3 separate regions of the Homo sapiens genome follow, and all the other regions are linked to region 3. A link is a loop called in an ENCODE intact Hi-C map of the cell type or tissue named here. Cell type or tissue: mammary epithelial cell. All regions are shown on one strand.

Evidence for each region. A loop is a pair of places that touch in the nucleus more often than their neighbours do. Peaks named below come from ENCODE experiments on the same cell type or tissue, not always from the same donor. Only the 100,000 strongest peaks of a DNase experiment are listed, where the experiment ranks them.
Region 1: a loop joins it to region 3, with 27 times the contacts of the local background. A loop is called at or near these places in 3 of 110 quality-filtered maps.
Region 2: it touches region 3 in a loop (2.8-fold over the local background); 13 of 110 quality-filtered maps call a loop at or near these places.

Annotation. Positions count from the first base shown.
Region 1 is chr9:33,718,148-33,726,147 of GRCh38, reverse strand. It overlaps UBE2R2-AS1 (UBE2R2 antisense RNA 1), which reads left to right. Exons shown (of 5, transcript NR_170204.1): 5 at 1,760-2,063. Among named protein-coding and RNA genes, the nearest start is that of PTENP1-AS, 45 kb to the right of the region's middle. RefSeq lists enhancers at 3,638-4,137, 4,138-4,639, 5,965-6,054. In mammary epithelial cell, CTCF peaks have their summits at 3,844 (motif pointing right), 5,885 (motif pointing right) and 6,412; a DNase peak (open chromatin) is centred at 3,897.
Region 2 is chr9:33,128,777-33,136,776 of GRCh38, reverse strand. B4GALT1 (beta-1,4-galactosyltransferase 1) reads left to right here. Exons shown (of 6, transcript NM_001497.4): 2 at 1,353-1,588. LOC124902141 (a long non-coding RNA gene) reads left to right here and starts at 4,528. Exons shown (of 2, transcript XR_007061455.1): 1 at 4,528-6,501; 2 at 7,788-8,000. In mammary epithelial cell, no CTCF peak of the experiment used is centred here; DNase peaks (open chromatin) are centred at 4,416 and 6,116; H3K27ac peaks cover 480 bases.
Region 3 is chr9:33,226,359-33,234,358 of GRCh38, reverse strand. No RefSeq gene overlaps it. Among named protein-coding and RNA genes, the nearest start is that of SPINK4, 9.8 kb to the left of the region's middle. RefSeq lists enhancers at 1-956, 7,094-7,263. In mammary epithelial cell, a CTCF peak has its summit at 4,889; DNase peaks (open chromatin) are centred at 188, 2,858, 3,418 and 4,758; H3K27ac peaks cover 4,395 bases.

The DNA.
Region 1 (8,000 bases), 490 kb before region 3:
TCTTGTGCTGGTTTTCAAGGGAATGCTTCCAGTTTTTGCCCATTCAGTATAATATTGGCTGTGGGTTTGTCATAAATAGCTCTTATTATTTTGAGATACGTTCCATCGATAACCTAGTTTATTGAGAGTTTTTAGCATGAAGGGTGTTGAATTTTGTCGAAGGCCTTTTCTGCATCTATTGAGATAATCATGTGGTTTTGTCATTGGTTCTGTTTATGTGATGGATTACCTTTATTGATTTGCATATGTTGAACCAGCCTTGCATCCCAGGGATGAAGCTGACTTGATCATGGTGATAAGGTTTTTGATGCTGCTGGTTTCAGTTTGCCAGTATTTTACTGAGGATTTTCTCATGGATGTTCATCAGGGATGTTGGCCTGAAATTTTCTTTTTTTGTTGTGTCTCTGCCAGGTTTTGGCATTGGGATGATGCTGGCCTCATACAATGAGTTAGGGAGGATTCTCTCTTTTTCTGTTGTTTGGAAGAGTTTCAGAAAGAATGGTACCAGCTCCTCTTTGTACCTCTGGTAGAATTTAGCTGTGAATCTGTGTGGTCCTGGCCTTTTTTTGGTTGGTAGACTATTAATTACTGCCTCAATTTCAGAACTTGTTATTGGTTTATTCAGGGATTTGACTTCTTCCTGGTTTAGACTTGGGAGGGTGTATGTGTCCAGGAATTTATCCATTTCTTCTAGATTTCTGAGTTTATTTGCATAGAAATGTTTATAGTATTCTCTGATGGTAGTTTGTGTTTCTGTGGGATCAGTGGTGATATCCCCTATATCATTTTTTATTGCATCTATTTGATTCTTCTCTCTATTGCAATTCTTTTTTTTTTTTTTTCTTTTTGAGACTGAGTCTTGCTCTGTCCCCCAGGCTGGAGTGCAGTGGTGTGATCTCGGCTCACTGCAAGCTCCACCTCCTAGGTTCATGCCATTCTCCTGCCTCAGCCTCCTGAGTAGTTGGGACTATAGACACCCGCCACTGTGCCTGGCTAATTTTTCGTGTTTTTAGTAGAGACGGGGTTTCATCATGTTAGCCAGGATGGTCTCAATCTCCTGATCTTGTGATCTGCCTGCCTCGGCTTCCCAAAGCTCTATTTCCATTCTTATACATTGTGAGTGGGAATAAAAAATGGTATAGCCAGTCTGGAAAAGTTTGGCAGTTTCTTACAAAGTTAACATGTATTTGTCTTATAACCCAGAAACCCCACTTCCTAGAGAAATGAAAACTTAATGCTCACATAAAAACCTGTGTATAAATGTTCTATTGATAATTCTATGATTATTTGATGTTTTATTCATAATTGCTCCAAGCAAATGTCCTTCAACAGGTGAATGAACAGGTAAATGCATAAAGAAGTTGTGGTATATCCATACAATGAAATACTACTCAGCAGTAGAAAGGAATGAACTATTTACACATGCAGCAACTGAGCACTTTCCAAGGCATGATGCTGGAGGGTGGGGGAAGGAAGTAGTCTCAGAAGTTTACGTACTGTATTTCTCATTTTTGAGAAGATAAAATACTGATGAAGGATAGACCTGTGGTTGTCAGGAGTTACGAGTGGGAGAGGCTGTGATTATAAAGGGAAAACATGAGGGAGTTTTTGGGGGTGTGATGGCACTATTTTGAATCCTGATTGTGGCAGTGCTTATGTGAATCTATACATATGTTAAAATTATAGAACTGTACACCAAAAAAATAAATTTTTGTGTGTGTATATATATATATATATATATATATTTTTTTTTTGATAGGGTCTCATTCTGTTATCCAAGCTGGAGTGCAGTGGCACGATCATGGCTCCCTGCAGCCTCGAGCTCCTGGGCTCAGGTGATTCTCCCACCTCTGCCTCCTGAATAACTGGGACTACAGTCATGTGCCACCACGCCTGGCTAATTTTTTGTATTTTGTAGAGATAGGGTTTCACCATGTTGCCTAAGCTGGTCTCAAACTTCCGGGCTCAAGTGATCCACCTGTCTCAGCCTCCAAAGTGTGTGAGCCACTGTGCCTGGCCTGTCTGATGATTTAAAGAATAAAATTAATAAAATTATAGAAGATGAACATTGGATTCTGATATGGGCCTCCAGTTCCTCCTTGCTAAGGTGAGGCTGATGATCTGTAATCTATGCAGCCATTATCAAAATGCTGACCCAGTATTGTGCCTCAATTCTGAGGCTTATGTATTTTGATCTGCTTTCTTGCTTTAGATCCATTATGACTGAGAAAGACTTCTTAAATTTTGCTTTTCCATCCCAGAAATGACTGATTCCAACCTTTCTCCCCAGCTGCTCAGCATGGGCCTCCAGCTGTGCTCTGCACACTCTGATAGCAGAGAGCTTTTATTCACCCCCATTTTTGAAATATAATTTCCATACAATATAATGCATAGATCTGAAATATATAATTCAATGAGCTTTGGCAAATGTATACAGTGGTGTGTTCATACATGTTTTACAACTGGCTCTCTGGTGGGATAAAAAAGCCCTGCTTTGTAGTGTTTGCCAATTTCTGGAGTATAAATATTTCCACCGTGGTGGATTCCAAGCTATCAATGTGATGTTGACTGGCTTGCAGACATCCTGAAAAATTAACAGTCCACTCTCTTGATGGTGCCAGCGGGCTTCAGCACACCACTGCCTGTACATAACTGTGCAATCAGCACCCAGATCAACATTCAGGACATGTCCATCACCCCACAAGTTCCCTAGTGCCCCTCTGCAGTCAATCCCCACGCCTATCCTGTGCGGACAACGATTCTGATTTCTACCACCATCAATTAGATTTTCATATTCTAGAACTTCATGCAAATACAGTATATTTTTTGGCCTGACTATTTTTGCCTCAGATTTGAGAGTCCCTCCTATGATGTTTATCTGGTTGTTTGTCTTTTTCATTGCCCAGTAATATTTCATTGTATGGATGTAGTATCGTTGATTCTCCTGTTAATTGGCATTTGGGTTGTTCAAAGTTTTGGGCTTTTCTGAATAATCTTGAAAGTACTTGAGAGGCTGTAAAAAAGAGGTTCTGATATTCCTGGCAAAACTTTCTGCTGGGAAGAGGAATAGATCCTGAAGCTTCAGATTTTACTGGCGATAATGAAAGAGCATCTTTGAAAGTGTGTAGCATGCGGCAGACATTCAATAAATGTTAGTGGAGTCTCACTTTGGCAGAATTCTGTTTCTAGGATCTGTGCCCAGAAATAGATCGTCTTTTACAGAAAGGTCAGAATCAACCATTCTAGAGAAAATTTAAAAATACCTCAGAGAGATTCTGTCTTCTCATTTGATAAATCCATTTCAGGAATATTTCACAATTCTAACAATTAGAAAAAAATGGCTATGTGATATTTTTATGTTATACTTTAAAGTCTACCTATTATATATATTATCTTACTTCATACACATTTAATTTTCATTTTATGCACATTGTTTTATTTAACTTTTGCTACAATGCTGCAAGGTAAATGTACTTCTACTTTACAGATAAGGACAAATGAGGCTTGGAAATGCTAAGTAACTTTCCTAGCTCACAAAGCTAGTAAGAATTTGATCGCAGTTGCCTGACTCCAAAATGCATGCGTTTTCCTCTGCAATGTGCGGCCCCACCATGTTCACACCTCACTACAGACAGGAAGCACATATTATTCAGATAATCGCTACCCATTTTCCATTCATCCTCGTTTTTCCAGTGAGCAAAACATCTTGTACAGTCACTTTCTTTTTTCATTTCAGAAGTACACTTTGAATAGGCTCAATATGGCCTGATTTAAGCAAGCAGAAGGAAAAATCCTTACAAAGTCTGTGTGGGCCAATCAGCAATGAGATGGAGCATTCGGCAGATGGCGCTGTTTCCACACGAGTGTAACGGCGGCCACAAGCGTTCTGCCGCCAGGGGGCGCCGCGTTCCGCCGGAGAAGCGTGGCTACCAGATTCGCGGCCCAGCACGGGCTGCAGGGCCCACGCCTCCTTGGCGGTGCGTTCTTTCCCTCCAGGTGGGACGCTGCAGGCCCAGCAGCTCCCTGTGCCTCCAGATAGCCAGGGCTCTCACGTGGATAGGCTGCTGGACCAAGCTCAGTCCAGCAGGCCGGCTTCAACAGCTTCTGCTCAGCTATCCCGGACAGCACAGGACTGTGCAGAGCCTCCCCTAAACCTCATTCTTTTCAAGGGCAAAGGGAAGCACAGCAGCGTTTGCCTTTTCTTGCCAAGTTAGCACGGAGGAAGTTTCATCAGGGAGAGGCAGGGGCCTCAGAACAGGGAGGCCGCAGGGCGGCCTCGGCAGGTGAGTGCTGGCAGCCCGTGGCCTGAGACGTTAAGCACTGTGGGGAGAAATGGAGAAAGAAGCTCCTTGAACATTAGGCCCACTCCGGTGTGTGAAGCAACTGGCCCTTGAGATGAGAGCAGCCTGGTCTTCCCTTCTTGGTGAGGCTTGGGCCTTTTACATATTCCCACACAATGGAAATACGCAACCACTTCCAACTGGGTCCCAAATTCTCAAATGTCTCGACTACAGGACTCTAGGGACACAGCCTCCTCCTTAAGGATTTGTGAGATGTCTGTAAAGAAAAGGAAAATTTGTGAACCTTCTCAGAAGAAGCCACAAAAGAATACTTAGAGGCAAAAAATTACTCAGGCTGACATTTGAGAGGCTCTGGTTCACTGGTTCAGGCCCCCTTCCCAGGCTGACAAGGGTTGAGAGGCTCTGGAAGGACAGAGTCCACGGGAGCTGTGCTCTTCTGCGAATTCCGTCCAGCCATATTCCTCCACACCTGCAAAGTGGTGGAGAATGTTCTCTGCTTCACTCCACCCCAACTTGGGCATTGGAACAATGACTTCCTCATTGGGTTTTGGTAGTTTTTCCATTATGTTTTAATTTTGCCCTTTATATGAAGTGCTATATTTTGTTTTAGAATAGGCATTACATTGGCTCAAAAATCAATTCACACAGAAAGGTATACAGTGAAGTCTTACTTCCACCCCAGTTACAATCTCCTCCACATATGTGCACAGCTAATTCATTTTACTAGTATCTAGGGTACCCTTTACCAGAGTTTCTTTAAGATACTGCAAGATAGCTTAATCGCATTGCAATCTTGCATACCAAATTATATGCAAATTATGCATATAATTATGCAGACCAAAGTCTGACAGGTGCAGACCCTTGCGTATTCTCACTGAGTGTCTCCTGGGCTGCTCCTGCTGACAACCCCCTCTCCTCTCTCTATGTGATCTAGATCCATTTGAGAATCCTATGAAAGCTTTGGACCTTTCCTGAGGAAAATGCACCTAGGCACACACCTATACACATTGGCATTCAATTTTGGTGGGGGTTATGGGCTCTGTGAAGCCCATCTGTACCCTTGGTGATCACACCCCCCTTCTAAACTGTTATCTATTTAGAGCTCTGGGCAGGCACTTGGCTGAAAGCATTATGCTTCCTTTCAGAGGGAAGTTTCAGCAGGGCAAAGCCTGTATTACTGATCTCTGCTGTTTACAGAGATCTCAGTCTCTCCTCGGACCGAGGGGCATTGGTGCAGTGGAGCTGGGACCTGAGCTGGATCCTAGCTCTTAGGTAGAGTCCTGAGACTTTCATATGTCCTTTCCACAAAGTGAGTCTCACGAACAGACCTTATCCCGGAGGGTCACGGCTTTTTTCACAGAGATGGACATTGAGAGATAAGCACCCCAGGAACTACACAATTACAGTTGGGAGGAATATGGTGAAGAAAAACACCGGGGCCAGGACATCTTGTGTCACAAGGAGGCCTCCCAAGAGAGTGACATCGATGTGACGGTGTGTCCTTCAAGCCTGGGTCCAACTCCCATGTGGGGAGTGGCTGCCTTGGTCCCCAAGCCCATCATCCTGCAGGCAGTCCCTCTGACCACAAGGGGGCCTGCTGGAGCCTGGCCTGGCCCAGCCCTTCCCGCCCAAAAACACCTCCCAGTCTGGTCCCTGCTGTTGGTGACTCAAGGAGCCAACACCTGTCTCCAGAGGTCAAGGCCACCTTGAGGATATAGGGTGCCCCGACACTCCACACACGGGGCATGGAGGGAGTCTCCCGGCCGGGCCAGCCCCGGCTTCCTCTCAGTGGAATCTCTGCTACATGGGAGCCCTAGCGGGCTGGCTGGACCGACCCAGCCCCTGCCCCTGGCTTCCGCTTCTGCCCCACTTTGCTTCTTTCCCCCACGGTTGCCAGAGAGCCGCTGCCAGTTTTCCCAGCACATTGCTCACAGGAAATTAGAGTCCGAAGGTGCAAGATGAGAGAGAAAAGTCATACCTGGAATAACTGAAACCACTGGGGGCTGCATTTCCAGCTCCACTCGCCCTGTGCAAAAGCACTGAGACCCCACCTTCCTCGCAGGCTCCTGCGACACCCTCACCAGTGCTGAGGGTGCAGTTCCACCATGGACCATGAGGGGCTGCTTGCCCGGAGCTCCTGGAGGGGGCTCCCAGGGCCTGGCTCAGCTGGGAGAGGACAGAACACAGCAGGTAGCATCCGAAGCTTTACCTGTTGGCAGAGTGTGTGGTGTGTGCTTTGAGTAACATGGAGCAGGTTCAACAGAACCAAGTCTCTTCCTCTCCAAGATTCAATCACACCTAACGCTCTACTGCTGGAAACTCATCAGCCAGGCTGTGTCCTCTCTGCAAGGCACTCTTTACAGACCACTATAGAGGCTGCCTTTCTTTGCTGCTTTGCAATGTAGGAAGTGCTTCTGGTACACACCTGATGGTCTCCCCGTGACACTTCTGGAAGGTAGGCACTCGCGAGATAATTTTCTTTTGGCTGATGAGGGACTCTAGGACTGGCACCCAATTCCAGGTTGCCCACTTCTCGGTTTGATGTCCACTCCATTACGTGGTGGCCAGTACCACTCAGGCGCCTAGATGTGAATGAATCTGCCTGATGACTGGACTCCATGGCAGCAAAGCAGGGCAGCCCAGCAGTGTTAGGGAAGTGGTGAGTAATCCCTCAGGGGAAGGGAGAGCCAAGGCTCTGAAGATAGGAAGCCCACAGAGGAAGGAACCCCAGGCACGAGGGCAGACTTCCCTGTGTGCCAGGCAGAGTCTGCATTCTTGGGTGTGTGTGTGAGTTTTCACTCCTGTTAGTTCTTGGAGTTGACAACCAGCAATCACGTTTTGAATGGTCTCCTGGCCATGGATGGTGAACTGTGGGGTGTGTGTTCAGCGCTCTGTGCTGTTGCTGTTGTGGGAGCAACACCCAGAGCTCCATCGAGCCAGTATGTCCAGCTCTGTCTCTCTCAGCTAGCCTCCAAAATCTCTTCATGAGGGCATGACTCCCACTCGTGAGGGCTCCGCTCTTGCTCCCTAATCACCTCCCAAACATCCTACATCCTAACACCATCACATTAGCAGTTATGGTTTTAACAGATGAATTTGCAGGAGGGAAAAGACACACAAAAATTCCACTCATAGCACCCAAAGTGAGATTTAAGGTGATGCAAGAACACAGCATTAAATTTCATTGAATCGCACTAATACACTCTATTTAGTAGTAAGATGAATTAGTCAAAGACAGTCTGTTTGGTGAGAATAAGCACATAACATCTAACACCTACCAAACTCTCTTTTTATGAAAGAGAAAGCAAGCTTCAGCTTTGGCCCTCTTAAAGCTGGCAATGATATCTGGTTATATTAATAACGTTGTTTTTGTTTCATCGAATTTATTTTTATGCTTGGCTACCTTCTATTTACCGTAAGTGATGCCAATTTTTCTTTTCGGCTTATGATTGCAAGATTCCTTCATAAACATATGAATCTAAATTAAAAAGTGAGTTTAAAGAAACGTATTAACTAAATAACAGAAGGAATAATATACAGATATGGAAAAGTCTGAAGGTATGGAATTCTGTACTACCCCCAGAAGCTTATGAAAGCTTCTTTTTTCTAAGGAAAATTCCCTCTATGAGAAGAATTCTGATGCCAACACCAATCAATTTCTGAAATCTACTTCGATTCATCTCTTGGGTCAGTTTGTTT
Region 2 (8,000 bases), 98 kb after region 3:
ACCTGTTCTCTAGGTTCCTTCCTTTGTTCTTGTGGCTCATTTGCTTCACAGGTGAAGCTGGTTACACTAGAGTAACAGTTCCCAAAGTGTGTTCCCTGGAAAAATGGTTCTGTAGCCAAATAAGCTTGGGAAATGGTGGGTTAAATATAACGAAGGGGGTTTTTCGACTGCACAACTTCTCAGAGCCTTTGGTGTGTGTCGTGACTTTGCAGAAGCAGGATTTAATACGCAGCATTCCCGTTCTTATTTGACCACGAGACATGTTTTTCCATTAAGCATCTTGCTGGGTCTGATGTTTTCTGGAACCCATTTTGAGGCGGTCTGGTCTGCAGAGAGTATGGGGAGCCTGGGTTCAAGCCTTGGCTCTTGACTCTCAGCAGAGCCTTGATTCCCTGTGTTGCCTGGACTGCACCACGTGTACCACATACCCGGTATGTGACGTTTTCCTCATCCCTCTTCCCACCTGCCGTTACCTCACAATCCACAATCTGCACCTCATCCATTTTTCTTCTGAGGCAAGCACTCTCTTACTAACTTACTTATCTCATCTGCATCCATGTTCTTCTAGGCCAGAAACTTGGGAGTCATCCCTCCCTCTTTGTTACTTCTTCTTCCTCTTTGTTACTTTATCCCCTCTGTTACTAAACATTCTTCTGTGTTTCCAGCTATTTCTTTTATTTTCCCTCGGTCTCCTTTGGGGTTTCTTTGCCTCCATCTCTCCCAGACCTTGGTTCACCTTCCATCGAGTCCCTTCCTGGGACATGGGCACTCATGCCACTCCTGCTACCTTCCACTTCGAAGCTAACTCCCTCCACACTGACGTCCCCAACATGCATGCATACACACACACACACACACACACACATACACACACACACACACACACTTCCCCAGTTAGGCTAGAATCAGAGAGATGATGTCAGCCATTTGTCCAAGGCCACGCAGCTGGGAGGTCACAGAGCTAAGTCTCAACCTCAGGGGTTTTGAGAAATTGCCTTCTCATCCGTGATCACTGATTTCTACAACAGCCTGTCAGGAAGTCTGGGTAGAAATTACTTCCATTTTACAGTGGAGTCAGAGCGGGGAGGGTCCTGGGCAGGCGAGTGCTTCACAGAGTGACCAACCATCTAGGTTTGCCCCACACTGAAGGGGGTTTCTGGGGATGGTTGGTCACCCTAATGCTGGATGTGGTGCCTGATGCTGGGCAGGAGGGCCCTCTCCGTGGCCACGTTGCCTCCCAGGAGGAGACATTTCCTCTGCAGCTGCAGCTGCAGCCTGGCCATCTGATGCAGCCTGTGGAGCGGTGGCGAGTCCTGTGGCCTGCTAACTTCTCCCTCCCTCCACCTCTCTAGTGGGCCCCATGCTGATTGAGTTTAACATGCCTGTGGACCTGGAGCTCGTGGCAAAGCAGAACCCAAATGTGAAGATGGGCGGCCGCTATGCCCCCAGGGACTGCGTCTCTCCTCACAAGGTGGCCATCATCATTCCATTCCGCAACCGGCAGGAGCACCTCAAGTACTGGCTATATTATTTGCACCCAGTCCTGCAGCGCCAGCAGCTGGACTATGGCATCTATGTTATCAACCAGGTGAGGCCTGGGAAGGTGGAATGAGAGAGGGTGTGTGTGCATGCAGATGTGTATCAGATGTGTGTGTAATGAGGGCAGGGGAAGGGGAGTGATTTCACAGACACCTGGCACTTACAGCGAGGAACCAGCCCCCCAGCCACCACCAGTGCAGATGAGGTAAACGCCAAACAGTGTGCTTGCCTATTGCTGTCAACTCTATAGCCAAGGGAAATGCTGGAGTGTTTTCGTTGTTCTGTTTTTGTTTTCTGGAAGTAGCCTTCCAGCAAGATTGGGAAAAAAGACAACCCTAATTATTCCAAAGTACACACTGATTATTCCCTGGCTTTGTGTAGCTGTGTATTTTCCTTTTAAAAATAAAACCACCATTTAGATGTCAGACTTTTAGGTAACTTCAAAGTTTATCCAGTCAGTCAGAGCGTGTCTCCTGGGGCACCTGGAGACAGTGCCCTTAGTTCAGGTCACATGCCTACATGCCAGCCCCTGGTGAAATATCTGGAGAAGTCTGATTCGTGGGCCATCTGAGAGTTATGTGGACTGGGCCGAGTCTGAGAAAAAGTTTCTCACTGCTCGTCTGATCCATATGTGTTGGGCTTTAGCCCTGCTTAGGAAAGTAATGCTAAGGATAGGTCAACTTTCATCACCATGGCATGGAGAATCAGATTGATCTAAGAGGCATCTTTATTGAAATAAATTTTTCAGTTTATTTGAGGAGCATTATTTTCCCAAGAGTATAACTTTGATATTTCAAGATTACCCCTAACACTTAAATTCATGTTTTTAGACTATAACCTCCTAGGTGCAATGACACATCTAACTTATCTAAGCACCCAGTTTCATTGAAATTCATTTGAAGAGTCTGAGTACGCCCATTTCTACAAGGCCCAATGTCCATTTCATTTCGAGATAAACTCTGCTTTAGGTAGGAGGATTGTTGGCAGTTTACGGCTTCCATCAAGGTCAAGGAACTCTGTGCACCTTCCCTATGACCCCAGGGGAAGCACTCGAGGACTGCTGTGGCATTGTGCTGCATCACTTGCTGCAGGGAGATTCTGAAGAAGTGTAAGGTCTCAGTCCTGCCCTGTCCCGAAGCCTCCAACCCACTTCTGGCAAGTGGGACCTTCCCAGGGAACAATTTGTTAACAGACCCAAATATCCTGTGATTGGATGGTGGCTGCCAAATGCTTTGGAAGCTCAGAGGAAGGAGAGAGAGCAATGGCTTGGAAGAACCAGGATATAAACTAGGTTCTAAAGTCTGCAGGGAGATGGGCTTCTCAGCTGGGGCCAGTGAGCAGGGACCTTAAGGCAGAAAGGAGCCTTGCATGTTCCTGGAAATTGAGATGCCCACTGGGGTAGGAAAGCACCAGAAGCTCTGGGACCAGGTGTCAGAGTTAAGCCTGTGAGGCAGGAGAGAGCAGAACAAGCCCTGTTACAAGGAAACTGAAGCAGGAGAGCAGGTGGTGGGCAAACCCCTTGAGGCTGTTTGAATTCTTCGGCCAAGTGAGGTACAGACCAGGGCCCTATGAACACCTGCAAGCAAGACAGCCACGCAGTTGTGGGTCACCTTGGAAGAATATTGGAGAATGCAAGAGAGAACAGGTAAATGTCCTGCAAAATGCGGGTCACTTTAACCCAACACATATTCATTTAAGAAAAGCTCTGTGATTGAGAAACATTTGTCTGATGCCAGTTAGCACATACCAATGACGGCAAGATTCAGGAGCCTGTTATTAAAGCAGTGGCAGCGAGCACCTGGAAGAGGCGGCCACCATCACCAGGAGCCAGCAGGGATGACTAATAAGCCGTGCCAGCTGCATCTCGTTTCTCTCTTGACAGTTGCTATGCCAGTAGATGAGGGATGTACTGTGGATACAATGCTGTCATATCTTATTCAGCAGGGCATCTGATAGCATCCCACAAATCTGCCTGAGTAGAAGACAGACAGCTGTGGTCTGGGTGCCATATAGGTAGGTTAAAATATATATTTGGGCCTAGGCGCAGTGGCTCATGCCTGTAATCCCAGCACTTTGGGAGGCCAAGGCAGGCGGATCACTTGAAGTCAGGAGTTCAAGACCAGCCTGGCCAACATGGCGAAACCCCGTCTCTACTAAAAATACAAAAATTAGCTGGACATAGTGGTGGGCGGCTGTAATCCCAGCTACTCGGGAGGCTGAGGCAGGAGAATCTCTTGAACCCAGGAGGCAGAGGTTGCAGTGAGCCGAGATCATGCCACTGCACTCCAGCCTGGGCAACAGAGTGAGACTCTGTCTCAAAAAAATAAAATAAATAAATAAATAAATAAAATATATACTTGGGTAAAGAGGATAAAAGAGTTAGCGATGATGCTGAATTTTTGAACTGAGGTGGCTGTTTTCAAGGAAGACTGGAGGGTGGGATGCTACGTCTAGATATGTTGCAGTTTAGGTGAATGTGAGACTTCCCTGTTTTGAAGTCAAATATTGGACCAGTAAAATCTAGCCATCAGCTTAAATTCCTATGATACAATTTACATACTCCCCAGGCTCAACACAGTAGATTTCTGAATGTCCTCTGCCAGCTACATGCTCCTGCCCACCTCAATCCGAGTAGATGGAACAACTAACCAAGCCAGCTCAGACCGGTGGCACAGCTGTGCTGGCTAACACTGGGCACCACCTAAGAGAGTGCTTCTCCAAAAGTGTGCTTCCCCAAATGGAGCGAAATACGCTTGAGGAATGTTGGGTTGAACCATGTAAAGCAGGTCTCATTCCCGCAGAGCCTTTGGTACCCCGGTGTACACTGTAACCCCAGAAGTGTTTCCTGAGCTTGCCTGACGAGACAACTTTTCCAAGAACCGTCTCAAGTGATGAGTGTTTTGTGAGTCACACTTTGGGGAAAGCGGGCCTAAGTTAGCATCTCCTCCCAGCTGCCTCCCTGCTTTCCCTGGAACACTAGGAACTGCCCGTCCTCCCTCCCTCCCTCCTCTTCCCACTTCACAACTTAGCATCAGGAATATTTTAGTTTTGGTTTTTCAAACATATATACCTCCTTTTTTCTTATCTTGTCAATATCATCTTTTTTTTTTCTTTGCTTTTCCTCATACTTTTTTTTCTCTTCATCCTTTCCTTCTCCAAGGGTTAACTTTCCACCTTAGGAGAATCTTTTCTGCTTTTTCTCCCACTTCCCCAGCTACTCTCTTATCATCTGCTCCAATCTCACCCTAATTGATCATTTTGGGAAAATATGGTCAGAGTCCAGATAACTAAGTTGAGAAATGCTTAAACTCTGCCATACCTTTCCAGTAAAGAATATTACCTAATAAATAATAAAATGGTAATGGGAAACCTGAACCCTGAAAAAAAAGAGGTGGAAGGAGAAACATTTGGAGCACATCCTGTCTACAAATTAGGAACTGCCTGTGTTATCTGTTTTATGGTTATATTCTAGAAGAAGAAAGGGATTTTGTAGCACCTGGTTTTGACCTTTCTGCACTGTTTGTTGAGCAAATAAACCTTATGGGCTGTTAGCCCTCTTTATAGCCTCTCAGCTTATCCCTGGCCCAGACACCCTGCTGTCATTTTGACTTTTCATTCCCACACACACATACACATGCACACACATGTACACACACACACATACCATTTAAGATTAGACAGAAGTAATGCTCAAAATGGAGTGGCTTCTGAGACATTTAGTCCAAGGGTTCCCAAACAGGCTTTTCAGTATCAGATTTCTTTCTGCCCCATTGAAATGCTACACAACCTTCCGCTTACAGCAGGTCACAAGGGTTTCATTCTACTTGAAGTAGGGGCCATGTCCCATTTCCACTTCCTTGGCTTCCCATTCAGTCACTGCTAGGATTTGCCTAGACCCCTGAGGCCAGACAATGTAGAAACTTCTGCTCCATGTCACAGGTGAGGAAACAGGCTCAGAGAGGGACAGGCTCCGAAAGTCACATAGACAACAGTAGGGCTGCGGCTCAAACCCCAGCGTCTGACTCCAGGTTTAGTGCCTTCTCAGGGCATCAGTGACACTCCTCATGGCCAGGGTGCCCCCAGTGTTGCTCACAGTCTGGTATCCAGGGCTGAGAGTGTGCTGTGTGCTCAGACTGCCTGGGTTCAGTCCTGGCACTGCCACTTTACAGTCAGTGACCTCAGGCAGGTTACTTAAGCTCTGCAGGCCTCAGTTTCCTCCTTGGTGGGGAGGGTTATGAGGCATCCTTCTCATGGTAAACCTTCAGTAAATACCAGCCGTTACTAGGAGGGTCCACTCCTGCCTCTCCACTCTCCATTCATCCTGCCTGTTTCCTCTGCCTGCTTCCTCTGCCTGCTTCTGTGGTGGTGAATTCTTCATGGCTCCCACCGCCTCCTGCTGCACCCCCACTCAGGGCCCGCATCAGGACCCTTCCTCCTATTGGTTTGAACTCCTTGGAGTCAGAGGGTAATGGATAGTGGAGTGAGCCAGGTGGCAGAATCTCAGAGGCCATCCCGGGCCTATAAGCCTCTTCAAAATAGGGCCACGTATCAAGCTTTACACACAGGAGTGAACTTTCACAAGTTGTTATGACTCATACTCTGTCTATAGTAAGCTGTTAACCACTCCCATTTGGCTTATGCCTCTGTAATTATTGTACTAACTTATATCTTAAAATAAGGATATTGAAGGAATGAGCCGGGAGAGGCTTTCCTGGTTGAGATATAGAAGAACAAGAGTTGCTCTTTTTCCTTAAGGTCTCTCCTCCCACCCCTGACCTTAGCTCACCAGCATGGGAGAATACTATTTGACTCCTTGTACTCTGAGACGTGGATTTCAAGATATAGCATTCCAACTTCAACGGCAGCAAGAAAAGAAGCAACAGAAGGAGAAGACATCATAGCAAACAGGGATGCATGCTGCATTTCCTAATACTCAAACCCGGAAACGAGACTTCACTCAAGGTGAAGGGAGGGCAGGTCACCACCTGGTAGCACTAGCCCTAAATTAAGGAATGCAGAATGTTTGTGGGATTGCCCATCATAAAAATTACAAAATGAGTAAGGAATGCAGGCACAGCTGGCCAGGTGGGTTTGTCACAACCATGGCAGCCCTTTGCCCCACAGCCAGTACACAGAACTGGTCTCTCCAATTCCGATTGCATATCTTCTGGCACCTCTGTTCCTCTCCCTCAGCTGCCCAGGATTTTTCTGGTTCTGACCATGTTACTTCCTCTTTTAAACCTGTTAGCATTTCACGACTGCCTACAGGCAACGGTCTAAATGGTCGGAAGGCCCAAGCTTAGCATCCGAGACCCTGACCTACCTCCAGCCACTTCCTCCTCCTCTCCACTTCACTGGACTCCCCATCTCCACCCAGACACCTCTGTTCTCCCCTCTGTGTGCCTTTGCTTATGCTGTCCCCTGTGTTCCTAGTGTGTCTCTGGCTATCTTTTAAGCTTCCCTCCCCAACCTCATTAGTTCTGTGGAGCCCCTGGAATAGAGCTGACTTCTCCTTCCCTGCTGCTCCCAGGCTGCTCAGAACTTTCTGGAAAGGGATGATTATCTGAGTTCCAGCCTCACCCCAGCCCCCGGACTCTGAGTCCCTCATGTCTGCCTCCCTTCTTTCTCTCTGACCACACAGCTGGTACATAGTCAGTACAGACGCAGTCAGTGAGTGGAGCACGGGGCTTCTCTCCAGGATTCCTGCCCCTTTGTTTATCCCTAGTCTCAGGACTCCCTACTCCTGGTCTTCTGCCTAAATCTGTGCCTCTTGGAAGTGAAGCCTCCGTTCCCAGTGGGGCCAGGTCCTGACCCTTGGGAACTTGCAGGATCCCTCCCTTGGGCCTCTCCCCGAAGCTTCCAGCTCAATGCTGACCAGAGCACAGGCTGCCTGTGACAGTCCTTGGGGTGACCTCCCTTATCAGGAAAAATGCAGAAAACCTATTAATACCTTAGCCTTGTGATTGTTAATGGTCACAAAACTCCTTTAGGGTCCTTTGGACTCAGCACCTTTATGGTCTCACTTTGAATTTTGAACCTCCCACCTCCCCCCATCCCCCAGAGTAAGGCAAATGGTCTTCTGATTGTTCCTGCAGAGGGAAGGCTCCACAGGTAAGCACACGATGGCCAGGAAGCAGAGCTGGAGCCTGCCTGAAAGGCTGTGGAGAAATGGAGGGAGGGCTGCCCTGAGGACTCTGTCTGGCTTTGAAGTTTTCTACTGTTTCCTTTTCTTCTGTGCACTGTTTTAGGATGATGGGGTGATAGTTCCAGGCTGGTTGAGGATGGATTTGGAGACAGTCCTTTGTACCCTCAGTGAGCAAGAGTATCTGTCACCCTACCTCAGCAGTTGTCTCTGTCACTGGTCCAAGCAGCTGGTTCCTACACAAGGTCAAGATCAACTGGGGAGAAGCAGACTCCTGGGTCTATCCCATTAGTGAGGACAGCTGCCTGGGCTTATGGCC
Region 3 (8,000 bases):
TACAATCAGGACACAGATGACCTAAAACAGGGCTCAGGCAGGAAAGCTGGGCAATTCCTGCATCTTCTGCCCCAGGTCAGAGTGAAAACCTGGGTCCTGTGCCTTGGCTGGGCCAACACTCCCCAGCCTCACCCAGCAGCCTTCATGCCATCTGCTTAGATTGGCCTGGTGCCCAGCTCCTTGAGGTAAACAGCCACTCCTTGATGACGGCAATGCTGGATCCATCAGGTCTGAGTCATGGGTTCTGCTGATGGGTGGTGGGGACAGAGGCCTTGTTTAGCTTAAGGTGGGGGAGCTGAGCTCCAGCAGAGCTTGGGTCTGCCAGATGGCATGGCCAGCATGGCCAGTTTGCCCTGGGACCACCTTCCCTGGCCTCCAGCTCACATCCTGCTCCACCCTTCCTCCAGCCCAAAGTGCCCCCACCTGCCTGGAAACCTGTGTGAGCTACCCAGGTGTGGGCATCCCCTCCAGGGAGACCTGGTCTGGACTGAGCCAGCTCCACAGCCTGTCCTGGGCCCCTCAGCCACCCAACTCTATGTCCCAGGTCTAGAGCCCACCTGCCCATTCCACTTGGTCCAGAGCTGTAGGGGGCAGGCAATGGGAGGACACTACTTTAAGGAGAGGTTTCATCTACTTTTTTGGGATTTGACTCCAAGGAATGCTCAGTGATGAAATGAGCTGAAGTCATCCCTCCATGGGGGCATCCACTCTACCATTCAATGGACACTTATTGAGCACCTGTTGTGGGGCACCAATCACTATGCCAGTCCCTGGGACTCCAGAGATGAGTGAGACTTGGACTCAAGGAGCTTGCAGTTCACCAGTGGTGGAGAGGTGGAATGGACTCTTGAGCAGGAATCTATAAAATGCTGTGGTGAGAGCTGTGATAGAAATAGAGATATTCCTTCCACCCCATTATCCTATGGACCCCCTTCTCAATATGTCCAAAAGTCAACTTTCCATCTTCTGTCCACCCAGAGCTGCCCTACCTCCCAGTTCCCCCACCTGGGTGGACAGCACCACCATCACCCCACTGCCTTAGGCTAATCTGGGGACCATCCTGAGCTTCTCCTTCACCTCTACATTCCAGGAACCAGGTCTTACTGATTTCACCTCCTCACCACCTCTCATATCCATCACCTCCTCTATATTTCCCCTAGTTCAGCCTCTGCGATCTCTCACCTTCATTACTCATGCTGTTTCCCTGCCTCCAGTCTCACCTCCTCCAATCCATTCTGCTTCCAGAGCCATCTTTCTGAATGCAAAAATGACCACATCATCCCTCTGCCTAATATTATTCAATTACAGATAGTCAATTCAACTAAAGTTACTCAATCACAATGACTCAAGCATGAAAACCAAGCTCCTTGGTTTGTATGACATAAAAGTTCCGCCACGACTGGTCCTCTGTTGGCCTCTCTAACTTCACCTCTGGCCACTTGAGCCTTCACCCCATCCGATAGAACCACCTGCAGGCTTTTACGCCTCCAAGCCTTTTCTTATGCTGTTCTTCCTGATTGGCGTGCCCCTCTATTACCTCCCCTTGGGCTCTCCTCTCAGACCCTCAGCCCACTCCAGTTTGGGGACCATGTTTGCACAGACATCTATCCCAGCAGCAGCTGTAATGTTTCATGACCTTATCTTGCCTATGTGACTATCTCTCATATTTCCTTAAAGAGAGGAACAGGGGGACATTTAAGTCACTTCATATCCCCAGTGCTCTGCCCAGGGCCTGGCATGTGTGTGTTGACTATTTGAATCCATCCTGCACTGGATGAAGTCTCAGGACAGTAAGGATGCCAGCTTCAGATGCTTGGTCTGCTGGACTGAGGGCTTGAGGAAGCTCTGAGGACAAGCTGGACTCTAGTGGGTCCACTGGGTCCAGCCAGTGACATCCTATGCTGTGTCCATATAGGTGGGAACAGAGGTGGCACTCTATTTCAAGGACCACATTTTCTACTAGCTCTTAGCCAACCTGGCTGGGGACCTAAGAACTTAGTATCTCCTCTAAGACCTGAGTGTGGTGCTTTGTCTCCATAAGCTACCCCAAGACCATCTGCTGAACTCACAGGAAACAGTTTCAGTGCCTATCTTCTCTCCTGGTGCATGGACTCTTGGCTTGATCACCTCCAACCATAAGGGATTATCATACAGACCCATCGAGGAGTGGGGCTGCTCAAGAGACCTGGTGTTCTGGGACCTTGTGCCATCCAAACATTTCCATTCATGGACATAACCAGTGGCTCAAGTCCTCTGAGCATACATACAAAAGAGCTTAGAACAAAGTCTCTTGATACCCCCTTCCGTTCCAGAGCTCTGATGGCCTTCAGAAAAATCAGATTATCACAGCCTGGTGCAACATGTCACAACTCCAGACCACTATGAATTTTGATAGGGTCCTTGGGTTGCAAGCAACAGAAGTAGATTTTGGCAAACCTCAGCAGAATAATAATTTTCCAGAAGGATGTGGTATTGTCTTAGGTTGGACTCAGGGGCAGACCATGAGAAAAGCACATTAGATTCCAAATCATTTTCTGGGAGGCAATCCCACGAAACACCTGCAGGAGAGTGGGAATAAGGAAGGCAGGGAAGGGAACTAATAATGTATGCATCGCTGAGGTTACCACTGGGGAAACTGGGCCTCAATCCAACCAGGGATGGCTGGGACACTGTGTGGCACACATGGCAGAGTTATCCCCACTGAGAGGTGAAGGAATTGGGGTATATATCCAGCAACTCCCAACAGTCGCTGATTGAGGGCTGCTGGAAGAGAGACCATTAACTCCCTGGCACTATCGGCTAGCTCCTTTCATGTCTCTGGGCTCCTAGAGAAAGCCTCCGGGCAAAGGATTGCAAGGGTTGCACAGGGAGGCCGCAGGTATGCACAAGAATGGGGAGTGGTAAACAGTGTGGGTGGGACACTGACAGTGCCTGCTACCACAGCTGCACAAAAAACTAGGTGACAAGCTGAAAAAACTATGCCCCAAAAGAACTGGGCTCAAAAAACCTAGAGTTATGTGTCCACATTCCGTTTTTTTGGTTTTTGTTTTAGAGACAAGGTCTTGCTCTGTTGCCCAGGCTGGAGTGCAGTGGTGAGATCACGGCTCACTGCAGCCTTGACCTTCCTGGCTTAAGCGATCTTCTCTCCTCAGCCTCCCAAGTAGCTGGAACCACAGGTATGCATCACCATGCCCAGCTAATTTTTTATTTTTATTTTGTAGAGACAGGGTCTTCTTATGTCGCCCAGGCTGTTCTCGAGCTCCTGGGCTCAAGTGATCCTCCCAAAGTGCTGGCATTATAGATGTGAGCACTGTGCCCAGCCCATGTCTACTTTCTGACCAGGGAAGGGAAGGCATTTTTATGGACAGTCCCTTATTTGTATCCAATGAAGGTAAGTAGGTCTCCAAAGAAAACCTGGGATTCTATTACCGAAAGGAGGAATGTTGCTGGTCAGACAAAAGCCACAGATGTTACTAAACCTTCCCCACATGCTTACTTTGTTTTGTTTTGTTTTGAGACAGAGTTTTGCTCTGTTGCACAGGCTGGAGTGCAGTGGCACGATCTCAGCTCACTGCAACCTCCGCCTCCCGGGTTCAAGGGATTCTCCCACCTCAGCCTCCCGAGTAGCTGGGATTATAGACGCGCACCACCACACCCAGCTAATTTTTGTATTTTAAGTAGAGACAGGGTTTCACCATGGCCACATGCTGATCTTTCACTTGTACGATGAATTCGCTCACAAGAGCCCAGGGCTTCATAAAGCTGGCCCAACAAGGGCCTCCTGATGGCTCCTGGACACAGGGGTGCCGTTGTCCAGAGTAACAGCTCCCAGACTCATGTTGGAGTCCTGAGTGCTGCCTCCCTTCTGGGCTGTGCCAGGGGTGGGCCAGGAGGCAGCCATGCCATCAGAACCTGGGCTCTGGAGTCTGGACACCTTGTCTGTGTGACCTTGGGTGTGTCATTGCACCTCTGAGCCTCAGTTGCTCACCTGTAATCAGGGCTACTTCATGTGGTTGTGTGGAATGTGTTCTGTTCATCTCCAGGGGGTGCCATTCCCCTTAGATTCCATGGGCCCTGTAGTGTGCACTTAACTGGAGTGGGGGCAGGTAAGGTATCCAGCAGCAAAGTTCAGAGGCCATGCAACCTGCCCAAAGGATCCTGGGGTGTGCTGGGGAGAACCAGAGTTTTGTTCACAATCTCCCACTCTCATACTTTTCTTTGGGGGGGCTGTCATCATGCTCTCCCACTTATAGACAGGCTTACTGTTTGCTATTAGGGATGGGGAGGTATGGCTGCAGACCGCTTTTCCCAACTTTGTGAACTAAAGGAACAGAAGGGACTTTTCTCCTCTCCCCACAGCCTCCTTCAGTGTATAAAAACCCAAGAGGAGACTCTGATTGGGTTGGGTAAGTCATGTGCTCATCTCTTGAACCAATCAATGTGGCCTGGAAATTGGGCATCTGTGATGGGCCGGGCTGAGGTCACATGTACCCTATTGTTGCCAAAGGAACAGGATAAAATGATTAGCGATTTTGGAGCCTGGCAAATGGCACAGCCTCAGAGCCCAAAAGGCTAAAGTCTTCAGTCGGTTCCAGGAGCCCTGGAAATTCTTTCCTTTTCATGATGTTTCTTTTCCATATCCAAGGTGGCCCTGGTTGGTACCCACCCTCTTAAGGCAGACTCTCTTCCAGGCAGGTGCTTTCAACATGCCCATGGGCACTGGTCCAAGGCAGGCAAGGGAGAGGTCTAGTTCTCATGCTCAAAGGCGCCCAGTAAATATTTGAGGTGAGTCAGTGCGTTGACAGGTGAGGCCTCAGGGCTTGTCTGCCCCTCCCTGGTGATTGTCTCCACCTGACCCTCAAGCTGCCCGAAGATCTCTGCTGCCCTCTCCCTGTGGTGGGTGTGATCTGGGCATGGTCCCCTGCCCAGGGTCTCCTGCCCACCTCTTTCTTCCCAGCCTCGAGGAGGGGTCCTTAGATCCGCACAAGGAGTTCCCCCTCTTAGCCTCTTAACCTGGCCTTATAATTCTATCTATTTTACAGACGAGAAAATTAAGGCTCAGAAAGATTAAATGACAAGTTCGAAGTTTCCAGCATTGTAAGTGGCAGAGCCGGCATTCAAAACAATATCTGATTTTAAATCTCAGACTCTTACCAGATTCCTCTGCCCACCATAGATTCTGGTTTTAAATACATACACCCAGAAGCCCATCCTGGCCCAGTAACTGAAATAGCAGGAGCTGAAAGAGCCGCACAATTTGAAGTGAGTTTCGTGGAAAATTCTGTGGTCCAGCCTTGGCAGGAAGTTGCCAAAATAGTCGAGTGTGGACCACAGGTGGAACCTCCTTGCATCTGGGCCCAGCTAAGGTCTAGAGGTCCCTGAATATAGACCCTCTCCAAAAGGCAGTCATTCCAGGGGGTCCAGGCAGAAGGTGGGAGGAGCTGCCACACATGCCCCACGGCACTTATAGGTTCAGCAGGCAGGACCCATGTGACCCCAGCTTGGCATCTTCCCAGACACAGCCACTGGCAGTATCTATGACCAGGCTGAATTTAGACACGGGGTCCAAAATACTGCTACTCATCCCACCACCGACCCCAGCAACCTGCACCCTCCTCACCAACATTCACATAGTACCTGTGCTGTCCTCGGCATTGTTCAGAGGGTACACTGCTCCCTTTGCAGAACCTCTCCTGTCTGGCCCTCAAGGCCAACCTCCCCCTCCCTTTATGGTGAATGGGGTATGGGCATGGAGTCTCCTGCCGTCTCTCCTCTTCCCTCCCAGATTTGAAAAGAAGTCTTTGGACTCTCACCAGGATATGTGATATCCTGATATGTCCAGCCTTAGGGTCTTCTGCTGTCCCTTTCTGAGAATCTGTGCTTGCTGGGAACCCAGGACAGCTCCAAGGACAGGAAGGACTGAAGGAAGGGGCAGTGTGGTTTGGAGAAAGATCCCAGATTCAGGAATACGACAGAACCGGGTTTGAACCCTCATTTGGCCACTCACTCACTGTGATAGGCAGACCGATGCTCCCATCCCCCCAAATACCTACCTCCTTATCCCCCAAACCTGTGAATATGTTACCTCACATGACAAAAGGGATTCTGCATCTGTGATCAAAGGAAGGATCCTGAAATGGGGAGGTTATCCTGGGTTACCTGGGTGAGCTTGGGCCATAAAGTTCTCATAAGAGGGAGGAGGGAGAGTCAAAGAAGGAGCTGTGATGATGAAAGCAGAGTGGGGGGTGATGCAGGCCTGGATCCCAGGGTTAGAGGCAGCCTTAAGAAGCTGGCAAGGGCAAGGGACGTTTTCTCCCGTAGGGCCCCCAGAGGGAGAGCAAGCCTGTGCCCCATTTCTGACTCTGACCCCCGAGTGGAACAGAATGCATTGATGTTGTTTGAAGCCTCTGCGTTTGTGGTAATTTGTGACTGCAGCCATGGGGTGTGAATCCACAAGTTCTGTGACCTCAAGCAAATTCCTTAACCGGAGAGCCCACATTCCCTCATGGGGTGAGGGTGCCGTGGCTCATGCCTATAATCCCAGCATTTTTGGGAGGCTGAAGTGAGAGGATTGCTCGATCCCAGGAGTTTGTGATCAGCCTGGGCAATATAGCGAGATCTCGTCTTGACAAAAAATTGTAAAATTAGCCAGGCATGGTAGCACACGCCTCTAGTCCCAGGTATTTGGGTGGCTGAGGTGGGAGGATCGATTGAGCCTGGAGGTGGAGGCTGCAGTTAGCACCACTGCACTTCTGCCTGGCCTACAGAGTGAGACCCTGTCTCAAAAATGACAACAACAACAATAATAACGCCTACCTTGAAGTGTTGTATTAAAAAGTATATATTAGGGCTGGGTGCGGTGGCTCACACCTGTAATCTTAGCACTTTGGGAGGCCAAGGCGGGCATATCACTTGAGGTCAGGAGTTCGAAACCAGCCTAGCCAACATGGTGAAACCTCGTCTCTACTAAAAATACAAAAAAACATTAGCCTGGCATGGTGGCGGGTGCCTGTAATCCCAGCTACTCAGGAGGCTGAGGCAGGAGAATCGCTTGAACTCCGGAAGGGGAGGTTGCAGTGAGCTGAGATTGCGTCACCGCGCTCTAGCCTCGGTGACAGAGTAAGACTCTGTCTCCAAAAAAAAAAAAATTAAACGCCTGGCTCATAACAAAACTTAATACATGATGCCGTTATGAAAAGGAGGAAGAGAGAGGTGAGGAGAAACAGAAAGAGGAAGAGGGAAGAGAGAAGTTGGGTGGTGAAGCTACAGCCAGCCCCATGTTCTGGGCAGCTCCAGGCAATGCGGGGCCCATGGAAACCTGCCCATCTCTTCACCTGGCTTTCATTCATTTTGACTTCAGGACACTCTTATTCTCCTTAGAAGGGTCAGGGCCAACCTCTACTAATAGACCCCTATGAAAGCTTTCCCTACTGAATGAAGAACTGCAGTAAAAAACAGGTATAAGAGCCTGCCCCAGTATACGCCTCTGGCACTCCTGTGGCTCCACGCCACCAATGCACAGCAGCAGATTTGTCTTTCCGCCTTTTTAACTTTCCAGGCTTGACCAACAGTAGCCTATGCAGAAATGTGCAAGTCACAAGCTGAATCCTTCTTTTGTGAAGGAATTGAGCTGGTGACCTGAGAGAGCTGGGGTGTGTGTGTGTGTGTGTGTGTGTGTGTGTGTGTGTGTGATTTCCAATTGCCTCCAATTTCTCCACATTCTCAACATTTTAACATTCTAGTGAGTGTAAAGTGATATCTCATTGTGGTTTTAGCTTGCATTTTCCTGAAAACTAATAATGGTGGGCACTTTTTCCTGTACTATATAGCTACTTATATATCTCCGAATGTTGATTCACGACTTTTTGCCTATTTAGATAAGCTGGGTTGTTCATCTTTTTATTGCTGATACAAATACATTGTTGGTGGATGTGTAAAATGATACAACTTATTTGGAGAATTGTTTTTCGCAATTAAAAAAATTACACATCTATCCATGC